2 separate regions of the Homo sapiens genome follow, and region 1 is linked to region 2. A link is a loop called in an ENCODE intact Hi-C map of the cell type or tissue named here. Cell type or tissue: OCI-LY7. All regions are shown on one strand. Each heading gives the region's core, and the rest is flanking DNA. Links, peaks and the distances in the headings are about the cores only. Region 1 overlaps IFNGR2 (interferon gamma receptor 2). Region 2 has its middle 20 kb from the start of IFNGR2.

Region 1 (2,500 bases), core at 1-2,500, 51 kb after region 2:
TCCACTTAAATGAGGTCCCCAGAGTCATCAAATCCATAAAGACAGGAAGTAGAATGGTGGTTGCGGTGGTGGAGGGAGGGAAGTGGGAAGTTCGTGTTGAATGGGGCCAGAGTTTCAGTTCTGGGGCTGTACAGAGTTCTGGAGATGGATGGTGGTCATGATTGCACAATGTGAATGTGCTTGGCACTACCGAACTGTACACCTAAAAAGAGTTATGATGGTACATTTTATGTTATGTGTATTTTACCACAATTTAATTTTTTTTTTTTAATGGCATGGGGTTGGCTAAAAAGGTGGCCTGGCCTGGAGATTGGCTGCAGTAGACCCCTCTCCGAGGCAGCAGGTCTCCTCTGCTGTCTGGAGAATGCTCCAGGGAAGTGGCCTGGCTGGAGGACGTGAAGGCGGTGGAGACAGTGATCAGGAGCTTGAGCTTTGGGGCCCACAGGGTGCTTAGGAGGGCCCTAAGGCAGAGTCAACACCCAGAGCTGTGAGTGCCAGGCCCCGTGTACCCATTGCCCAGTGGGTATTGCTAATATTTGAAAGGACTTGAGAAAGAACAGTAGCGTGGGTCTTGTGGAAAGTCTTATTTTCCTGCATAACCCCAGCCCCCTGAGGCTCTGTGAGGCCATTGGGCCTTCTGAGGACACGGTCAGGACATTTTGGGGATCAGAGGCGAGCTGAGAGAAGAACATTTAAAAAGCATTTGCAGCCGGGCGCAGTGACCCACACCTGTAATCCCAGGACTTGGGGAGGCCAGGGTGGGCAGATCACCTGAGGTCAGGAGTTCGAGACCAGCCTGGCCAACATGGTGAAACCCTGTCTCTACCAAAAATACAAAAATTAGCCGGGCGTGGTGGTGGGCGCCTGTAATCCCAGCTACATGAGAGGCTGAGGCAGGAGAATTGCTTGAACCCAGGAGGTGGAAGTTACAGTAAGCCAATATCGCACCATAGCACTTTAGCTTGGGTGGCAGAGCAAGACTCCATCTCAAAAAAATAAAATAAATAAAAAGCATTTGCTTCTGGAGGCTTCACATTATTCTTGGGTAAACCTAGAGTAAAGGTGTTGGAAGCAGAATGTTACTCAGTTACATGTGGGATGAACAGAGGTTAGATAAGGTCCAAGTCTGCAGAAACATAGCAGCACTTTCAGAAAGAACCCTAGTCACTTGTTCCTTCATCTGCCATGATGTATTGTAGGTACACAGGCAGTATACAGATTCCCTACTAGAACCTCCCTGGTTAATATTGTCACAAAATCACAGCTCCTAACAGGTCTCAGAATCTTACTTGCAGTAATAATCTCTCTCTCTCCTGGTAGAACTACCAGCTGAGCCCCAGTACATGAATATACTATGAGTCATTCCTCTGAGACATGAACAGAAAACACAGGCCTGTCAGTTCACTTTTCTAGGAAAGCATAAAGAACATCCGCCAAAGGTCTCTGAGTTACATGGGAACAGTGAATCATGTTTCACTTATAATTCTGGGGTTTCACAAGGGTACATGTTTTGGTTTTGTTCCTCTTTCAGTCAGTCAGCTACAAGCTTATTGTCTTCCAGTATCTTTCAGCATTTCCAAGAGCTAGACACTAGATTCTTGGTAACTTGGTGAATCTATGGCTAAGCCTAAAGCCTGCGGGAGCAAAAGGGAAATTAATCGCTGGGAAACACCCCTTTATATGTTAAGGCCTAAGGCCCTCGCTCCCAGATTCTCTGCTTGCTGTGCGCTGGTGCAAGGGGAGGGGTGGAGGAGTGCCTGAGACCAATGCTTGTGAACTTGCCCTCTTTTTCCCCATCACAGCTGAACAAGAGCCCCCAGTCCCTCCTTCACTGAAAGGTTACAATTTTAGAGACGTCTTAAGATTAATAACCCACAGGCCTACACTGAGGGTTGCAAGGAAGAACTTGCTTTTCTTCCAATCAGAAAATCAGAAGAAAAAAACAAAACTTGCTTTTCCTGAGTTTTGCCCTTTTAAACTCTCAGCATATTAACATGGTCAGCCCTGGGATGAGTATTAAAGTGATTACTGAGATGAGGGGTAAGGAGTATTCAACTATTAGAAGTTGTTGGCTGGGTGAGGTGGCTCATGCCTGTAATCCCAGCACTTTGAGAGGCCGAGGTGGGTGGATCATGAAGTCAGGAGATCGAGACCATCCTGGCCAACAGGGTGAAACCCTGTCTCTACTAAAAATACAAAAATTACCCAGGCATGGTGGCATGCGCCTGTAGTCCCAGCTACTTGGGAGGCTGAGGCAGGAGAATCACTTGAACCCAGGAGGCGGAGGCTGCAGTGAGCTGAGATCCACGCCACTGCACTCCAGCCTGGCAACAGAGCAAGACTCCGTCTCAAAAAAAAAAAAAAAAAAAAAAAAATTAGCCAGCCGTGGTGGTGCACGCCTGCAATCCTAGCTACTTGGTTGGGAAGCTGAGGCAGGAGAATTGCTTGAACCCAGGAGGCGGAAGTTGCAGTGAGCCGAGATCGCGCCACTGCACTCCAG
Region 2 (6,906 bases), core at 2,736-5,235:
GTGATCTCGGCTCACTGCAACCTCTGCCTCCTGGGTTCAAGCAATTATCCTGCCTCCCGGGTTCAAGTGATTCTCCTACCTCAGCCTCCCGAGTAGGTGGGATTACAGGCAGGCACGACCACACCCAACTAATTGTTTGTATTTTTAGTAGAAACGGGGTTTCACCACGTTGGCCAGGCTGGTGTCAAACTCCTGACCTCGGGTGATCCACCTGCCTCGGCTCAGGACAAACCACCCAAAATATGGCCATAGGAGATCAGAACATGCCAAAATATACTTCCTTGGCATATTTTGAGCTGGTTATTTTGAGAAACTACAGGCACAGGAACAGCTGAAAAGCTGTCCTTTTGTAAAGAAAATTTATATCTACAAAGGAAATCTACATCGGTAAATTGTATCAGGCAGAAGGCCTGGGATATCTCTATTTTTTTTTAATACCTCTATTAGCTCAGAGACTGTTTCTCTGCAGAGCAGGACAGGGATTGCTCACCAAGCACTTACTTCCCTTTCCCTGCCATGACTTGCTGTTGCTTAATCCCCGGAAGCCTCAAGCCTCTACTCCTTTCTGTAGAGCAGAATGCTGTATAAGGCCTGACATGGTGGTCACACCTGTAATCCCAGCACTTTGTGGGGCAGAGGCAGCTGGATCACTTGAGGTCAGGAGTTTGAGACCAGCCTGGCAAATATGGTGAAACCCTGTCTCTACTAAAAATACAAAAAACAATTAGCCAGGTGTAGTGGCACATGCCTGTAATCCCAGCTACTCAGGAGGCTGAGACAGGAGAATCACTTGAACCTGGGAGTCACGGGTTGCAGTGAGGAGCCGAGATCACACCACCACACTCCACCCTGGGTGACAGAGCAAGATTCTGAAACAAAACAAAACAAAAAACCCAAACAGAATACTGTATAAACCTCAATCATCTGGACTTTTTGAGCCTCAGATTTGGTGGGACTTCCATGCGTATACACATAATTAAAATGGTTTTAGTGGAGAGACTGTCATCTGTCCACTGTCAGTTTACTTCATAGACTCAATTATCAAACCTTCAGAGAGTAGAAAGTTTTACTCTCCACCACACTAGTCTTTAAACATGCGTGGTGTCTCTAACATGCAGCCGAGCTGAGAACACTGGCTGGGCTATCTTCAGGCCTCCCACGCCCTCCGCTGTGACTCGCTCTGACTCACACAACAGGATGGCAGAGGCTTGGCAAGACAGGAAGCCAACGCCTGGGGCAGCAGCCAGGTCTGTGCTCCCGGAAATCCACATTTGGTCAAAGGGGACACTTCGGGGTTGGTCCTCCCTCTGGCTGGGTTGGCCCGATTTCTTCCTGCCTTGCCCCCATGCTTCAGAGACTCCTCCACACAGAGCTGGTCTTAAAGCATAAACAAAACCCATGGATGATGGGGCCACAGAGATTAAATGGCAAGACCCCGGAGGATGCTGGAGGAATGTGTGACCTCTAATTATGCAGAGCATCTGTGAGCTGGATGTCCCGTACCCGTTAAAAGTCACTCCTCGTCTCCCCTCCTGCCAGCCCCTGGCATCCATTAATGTACTTTCTGTCTCTATGAATGCACCCATTTTGGAAATTTTACATAAAGAGGATCATACAATACATGACCTTTATGACTGGCTTTTTTCACTCAGCATCACATTTTTGAGGTTGGTCCATGTCGAAGCGTGTATCAGTGCTTCTTTTCTTTATTGCCAAATAATTTCCACCATTTGGATACATCGTATGCTATGTATCTAGTTATAAGTTGATGGACATTTGGCTTGTTGACACTTTTGGGGGCGATTATGAGCAGTGTTTTAGGGGCCCACTTTCTTTTTCTTTTGTCTTTTTTTTTAACATGGTCTCACTCTGTCGCCCAGGCTGGAGTGCAGTGGCACAATCACAGCTCACTGCAGCCTCACCCTCCTGGGCTCAAGCAATCCTCCCACTTTAGCCTCCTGAGTAGCTGGGACTACAGGCATGAGCCACCACATCCAGCTAATTTTTTTTTCTTTTTTTTTTTTGTAAAGATGGGGGTTTCCACATTGCCCAGGCTGGTCTCAAACTCCTGGGCTCAAGTGATCCACTGCCCTCGACCTCCCAAACTGCTGGGTGCTGGGATTACAGGCGTGAGCCACCACTCCCAGTCTAGGGGCCCACTTTCGAATCACAAGCAGCCACTTTCTGGAAGGCACCTCATCACGCATTGGCAGGGCTATGTCCCTCACAGGTTGCCCCAGATGACGGTCTTCCCAAGTGACTTCTGCTCCAGGTCCACTGTTCAGGCTCCCCTTGGTCCTACCCCTCCAGACATCCAGCCTTGGGGGGATCCTGGGCCCCTACTGTTCTTTCCTATATCAGCCTCAGCCAAGCTCTCCTCACCCCTCAATCCATCAGATGTCCTCCAGTGACATTGAACTTCAAAGAAAGAGCAGAGGCCAGGTGTGGTGGCTCATGTCTGTAATCCCAGCACTTTGGGAGGCTGAGGTGAGTGGATCACCTGAGGTCAGGAGTTCAAGACCAGCCTGCCCAACATGGTGAAACTCTGTCTCTACTAAAAATACAAAAAAATTAGCCGAGCATGGTGGCGGGCACCTGTAATCCCAGCTACTCGGGAGGCTGAGGCAGGAGAATTGCTTGAACCTGGGAGGTGGAGGTTGCAGTGAGCCGAGATTGTGCTACTACACTCCTGCCTGGGCGGCAGAGACCCTGTCTCAAAAAAAAAAAAGAAAGAAAGAAAAGAAGAAAGGGAGGGAGGAAGGAAGGAAGGAAGGAAGGAAAAAGAAAAGTAAAGAACAGAAAAAGAAGAAAGGAAAAGAAAAGAAAGGAAAAGAAAAGAAGGGAAGAAGGAAAGAGCAGAGAGGCCCAGTCGCTCTTCTCAGAGTCTCCGTGGCATCTCGGTAGATTTGCTGATCCCTTTACATAACCCAAGTTGAGGCATGCCCTAATTTCACCCACAAATGCTACTAAGCCCAGGCCCTTATCCAGCCAAAACCATCCTGCCAAGCTCCCACCACCACCATCAGCATCATTTTCAGGTTGTTGGTCATCACTGGTTGTTGGTCATCACTGGTTGTTGGTCATCTATGTCACCTAACAGGCCACTCATGACGTTAGCCCTTGACTTCAAAAAGGACCTCAAAGAAAATTCCAGTTTTCACTCCAAAAGGAGAAATCAGGCCGAGCTGTGATGGCTCATGCCTGTATTCCCAGCACTATGGGAGGCTGAGGCAGGCGGATCGCTTGAGCCCAGGAGTTTGAGACCACCCTGGGCAAACCTATCTTTCCAAAAAAATACAAAAAGATTAGCTGGGCATGGTGGTGCGTGCCTGTAGTCTCAGCTAGTCAGGAGGCTGAGGTGGGAGGATCACTTAAGCCTGGAAGGTTGAGGCTGCAGTGAGCGGTGATGGTGCCACTGCACTCCAGCCTGGATAACAGAGCAAGATGCTGTCTCAAAAACTAGCAAACGAAACAAAAGGAGAAACTGCTGGCAGCCCCTAATCTAGTACTGTCCCGGCTCCACCCACCTTCAGATCCAGCCTCCTCCCCTGGCACACGGGAGCCCCCTCCTCTGACTGTGCTGAAAGTGAGGGAAGATCCCCTCTGGGGAGAGAGCTGTAGCCTTGACCTCTGCACACCTTACTTATCCAGAGCACGAGGCAGGGCCGCTGACTCATCCTGGTTTACCCTGGGCTTTCCCAGTTTCAGCACTGAAAGTCCCGCATCTGGAAAAGCCCCTGAGTCGCTGACAAACCAGACAGTCCGGACCATGCAAAGCACAGTGCATGGTGCTTTAGCCACAAAGTTGATTGAAAAGTCAGAGGCAGTGAGCCACAGGAAGCGCCACGTGACCCAGACTGCGAGGAGGACACAGGAAACCAACCCTCACTGTGTCCTGCTAGGGGGTTAACCCGTCTACAAGCATCAGGGTTGCCATTTCAGAGATCAGCAAACTGAACAGCAGTCGTGACTTGTCCTCGCCTGCAAGACAAGCGAGTAACAAATCCATGAAGGGAAGGACACGGAATTGAGCAAGGGGGCAGGGCCGGATGTCATTTTGGCGTTTTTTTTTCTTTCAGTGATTGAGGTAAAATTCACATAACATAAATTAACCATTTTAAAGTGTACGATTCAGAGGCATTTGGTACATTCACACTGTTGTGCAAGCACCACCTGTATCTCGTTCCAAAATATTTTCACTTCCCCAAAAGGAAACTGTGTCCCCATCAAGCAGCCACACCCTACTCCCTCACCCCCGCCCCCAGCCTCTGACAACCACCAATGTACCTTTTGTCTCTATGGATTTGCCTTTACTGAACAATTCATAGTAATGGAACCATACAATATGTAGTCCTTTGCGACTGGCTTTTTTTACTCAGCATCAATTTTTTTTTCTTTTTCTTCGAGACAGAGTCTTGCTCTGTCACCCCGGCTGGAGTGCAGTGGCATGATCTCGGCTCACTGCAACCTCCACCTCCTGGGCTCAAGCGATTCACATGCTTCAGCCTTCTGAGTAGCTGGGACTGCAGGTGTGCACCACCATGCATGGCTAAATTTTTTTTTTTTTTTTTTTTTTTTTTTTTTTTTTTTTTTTAGAGAGGGAGGTCTTACTACATTGCCCAGACTGGTCTCAAACTCCTGGCCTCAAGCAATCCTCCTTCCTCGGCTTCTCAAAGTGCTGGGATTACAGGCTTGAGCCATCACGCCCAGCCTATCATCCTAGTTTTGTTTTTTGGGTTTTTTGTTTGTTGGTTGGTTTGTTTGTTTGTTTTTGAGACCTAGTTTCACTCTTGTCACCCAGGCTGGAGTGCAATGGTGCAATCTTGGCTCACTGCAACCTCCGCCTCCTGGGTTCAAGTGATTCTCCTGCCTCAGCCTCTCAAGTAGTTGTGACTACAAGCATGCGCCACCACACCTGGCTAATTTTTGTATTTTTAGTAGAGACAGGGTTTCACCATATTGTCCAGCCTGATCTCAAACCCCTGATCTCAAGTGATCCTCCCACTTTGGCCTCCCAAAGTGCTGGGATTTCAAGTGTGAGCCACCGTGCCCGGCTGCCTCATCAATTCTCTATAAACAGTTATTAATGAGAAGTCAGTTGAGCTGTTTCTATGTATTTGTTTCCAGAAAGAAACAGGGTGCACCTAGACCACCCTGGACCTCAGTAAAAGGCTCTCTTCCCTTTAAATAACTGATCGAGAACTTCTAATTATTCTTCTATGAACCTTAGAATGTACCAAGAAAATCCATTCCACAGAGTCTTATTTCTGGGCATCCTGTGCATATGAGCTGAGAGGAATCTGTGATTTTTATGCAGCGCTGAATGTCATCAAAAGGCTTCGAGGAAGAGTTTCCTGAGTTTCCTTGATGTTCGCGGCGCTTACTGTTACTTTCACACTTAGCTAAGTAACCTTTGATACTGTGTGGTTATAACATAATAACCACAGGTCCTTTGTCTTCTCTGTCAAGAGTGAAGAATTCGAAGGACTTTAACCACTGGTAAAAGTGTCTTCTCACATAAACCGCATAGCAGCAAGCATTACGTGAACCAGCTGGTTATTCTCACTAAATGGGTTAGATACAAGTTACAAGCCGATCGCGAAGCTGCCTAGACTGGATTGAGTGTAGGTTAGCCAAACGGCATGATTGAGAAGATAAATCTCATCTGTCCACCCTTTTCCCGTTAGTTCCAAGCCAGCCTCGTGGCTGAGCCCAGCTTCCCAAGCCTCTCTGAAGATGGCGTCAGGCAGTCCAAGCCCGGTTTAGCTAAGAGTGCTTCCAGCCATCCCAGGCTGCAATCACGCCTTCCTTTGCCATCTGGGCTCTCCCCAGGTTAGTGGAACTGCTTTCTGGAAGGTGAGTCCTGCCCTGTGGAGTGCCTGGAGTAGGGACTGGTCACCAGCATTAAGTGCCCAGGGAGGGAGCACGTATACACGAATCAATTTTTAGAAGAGACAATAACCCACTCAAAAAAGGGCAACAGCCAGACTGGTAGCTCATGCCTGTAATTCCAGCATTTGGGAGGCTGAGGCGGGAGGATGGCTTGAGCCCAGGAGTTTAAGACCGGCCAGGGTAACTTAGTGAGACCCTCGTCTCTCTCTATATATATTTTTAATTAGCTGGGCATGGTGACCCCTACCTGTAGTCTCAGCTACTTGGGAGCCTGAGGTGGGAGGATGGCTTGACCCTAGGAAGTTGAGGTTGCAGTGAGCTATGATCATGCTGCTGCACCCCAAACTGGGCAACAGAACAAGACAAAAAAAAATGGAGTGGGGGAGAAAAGATGTGATAATAGAAAAAGAGATTCAAGTGTTGTTAAACAATGGGTGGCCAGCCGGGCACAGTGGCTCACGCCTATAATCCCAGCACTTTGGGAGGCCGAGGCAGGCAGATCACCTGAGGTCAGCAGTTCGAGACCAGCCTCAACATGGAGAAACCCCATCTCTACTAAAAAAAAAAAAATACAAAATTAGCCGGGCGTGGTGGTGCATGCCCGTAATCCCAGCTACTCAGAAGGCTGAGGCAGGAGAATTGCTTGAACCTGGGAGGCGGAGGTTGCGGTGAGCCGAGATTGCACCATTGCGCTCCAGCGTGAAACTCTGTCTCAAACAACAATGGATGGCCAACCTCATCCACGGTCAAAAAATCCAAATCAAACAACAATGAGATATCCTGGGGGTGGGGGGCAGTTTCATGGACAAATATTACCCCGTTTAATATCCTTGGTACCAGTGAGGTTGTGGGGAAAGAATGTGCTCACTAGCGGCCCCTGAAGGAGAACTGAGCACCTTTCCTGGCCTTGGGGCCTCCAAACCGGCTTCCTGGATCTTCCAAGGATTCTGCTACCAGTGACCTTCCATTAATTTGTTTTCTGCTTAAACTAGCTAGGGTGGGTTCTGTTGTTTC

The links. Peaks named below come from ENCODE experiments on the same cell type or tissue, not always from the same donor. Only the 100,000 strongest peaks of a DNase experiment are listed, where the experiment ranks them.
Region 1: it touches region 2 in a loop (4-fold over the local background); 23 of 110 quality-filtered maps call a loop at or near these places.

The regions. Positions count from the first base shown.
Region 1 is chr21:33,433,533-33,436,032 of GRCh38, forward strand. All of the region lies in intron 6 of IFNGR2 (interferon gamma receptor 2), which reads left to right. It also overlaps a transcript of TMEM50B not described here. Among named protein-coding and RNA genes, the nearest start is that of IFNGR2, 31 kb to the left of the region's middle. In OCI-LY7, for the core only: no CTCF peak of the experiment used is centred there; a DNase peak (open chromatin) is centred at 1,449; H3K27ac peaks cover 1,184 bases.
Region 2 is chr21:33,379,529-33,386,434 of GRCh38, forward strand. No RefSeq gene overlaps it. Among named protein-coding and RNA genes, the nearest start is that of IFNGR2, 20 kb to the right of the region's middle. RefSeq lists enhancers at 514-1,713, 876-1,035, 3,478-3,837, 3,655-3,949 and a silencer at 6,515-6,720. In OCI-LY7, for the core only: no CTCF peak of the experiment used is centred there; DNase peaks (open chromatin) are centred at 3,873, 4,193 and 4,503; H3K4me3 peaks cover 1,789 bases; H3K27ac peaks cover 2,500 bases.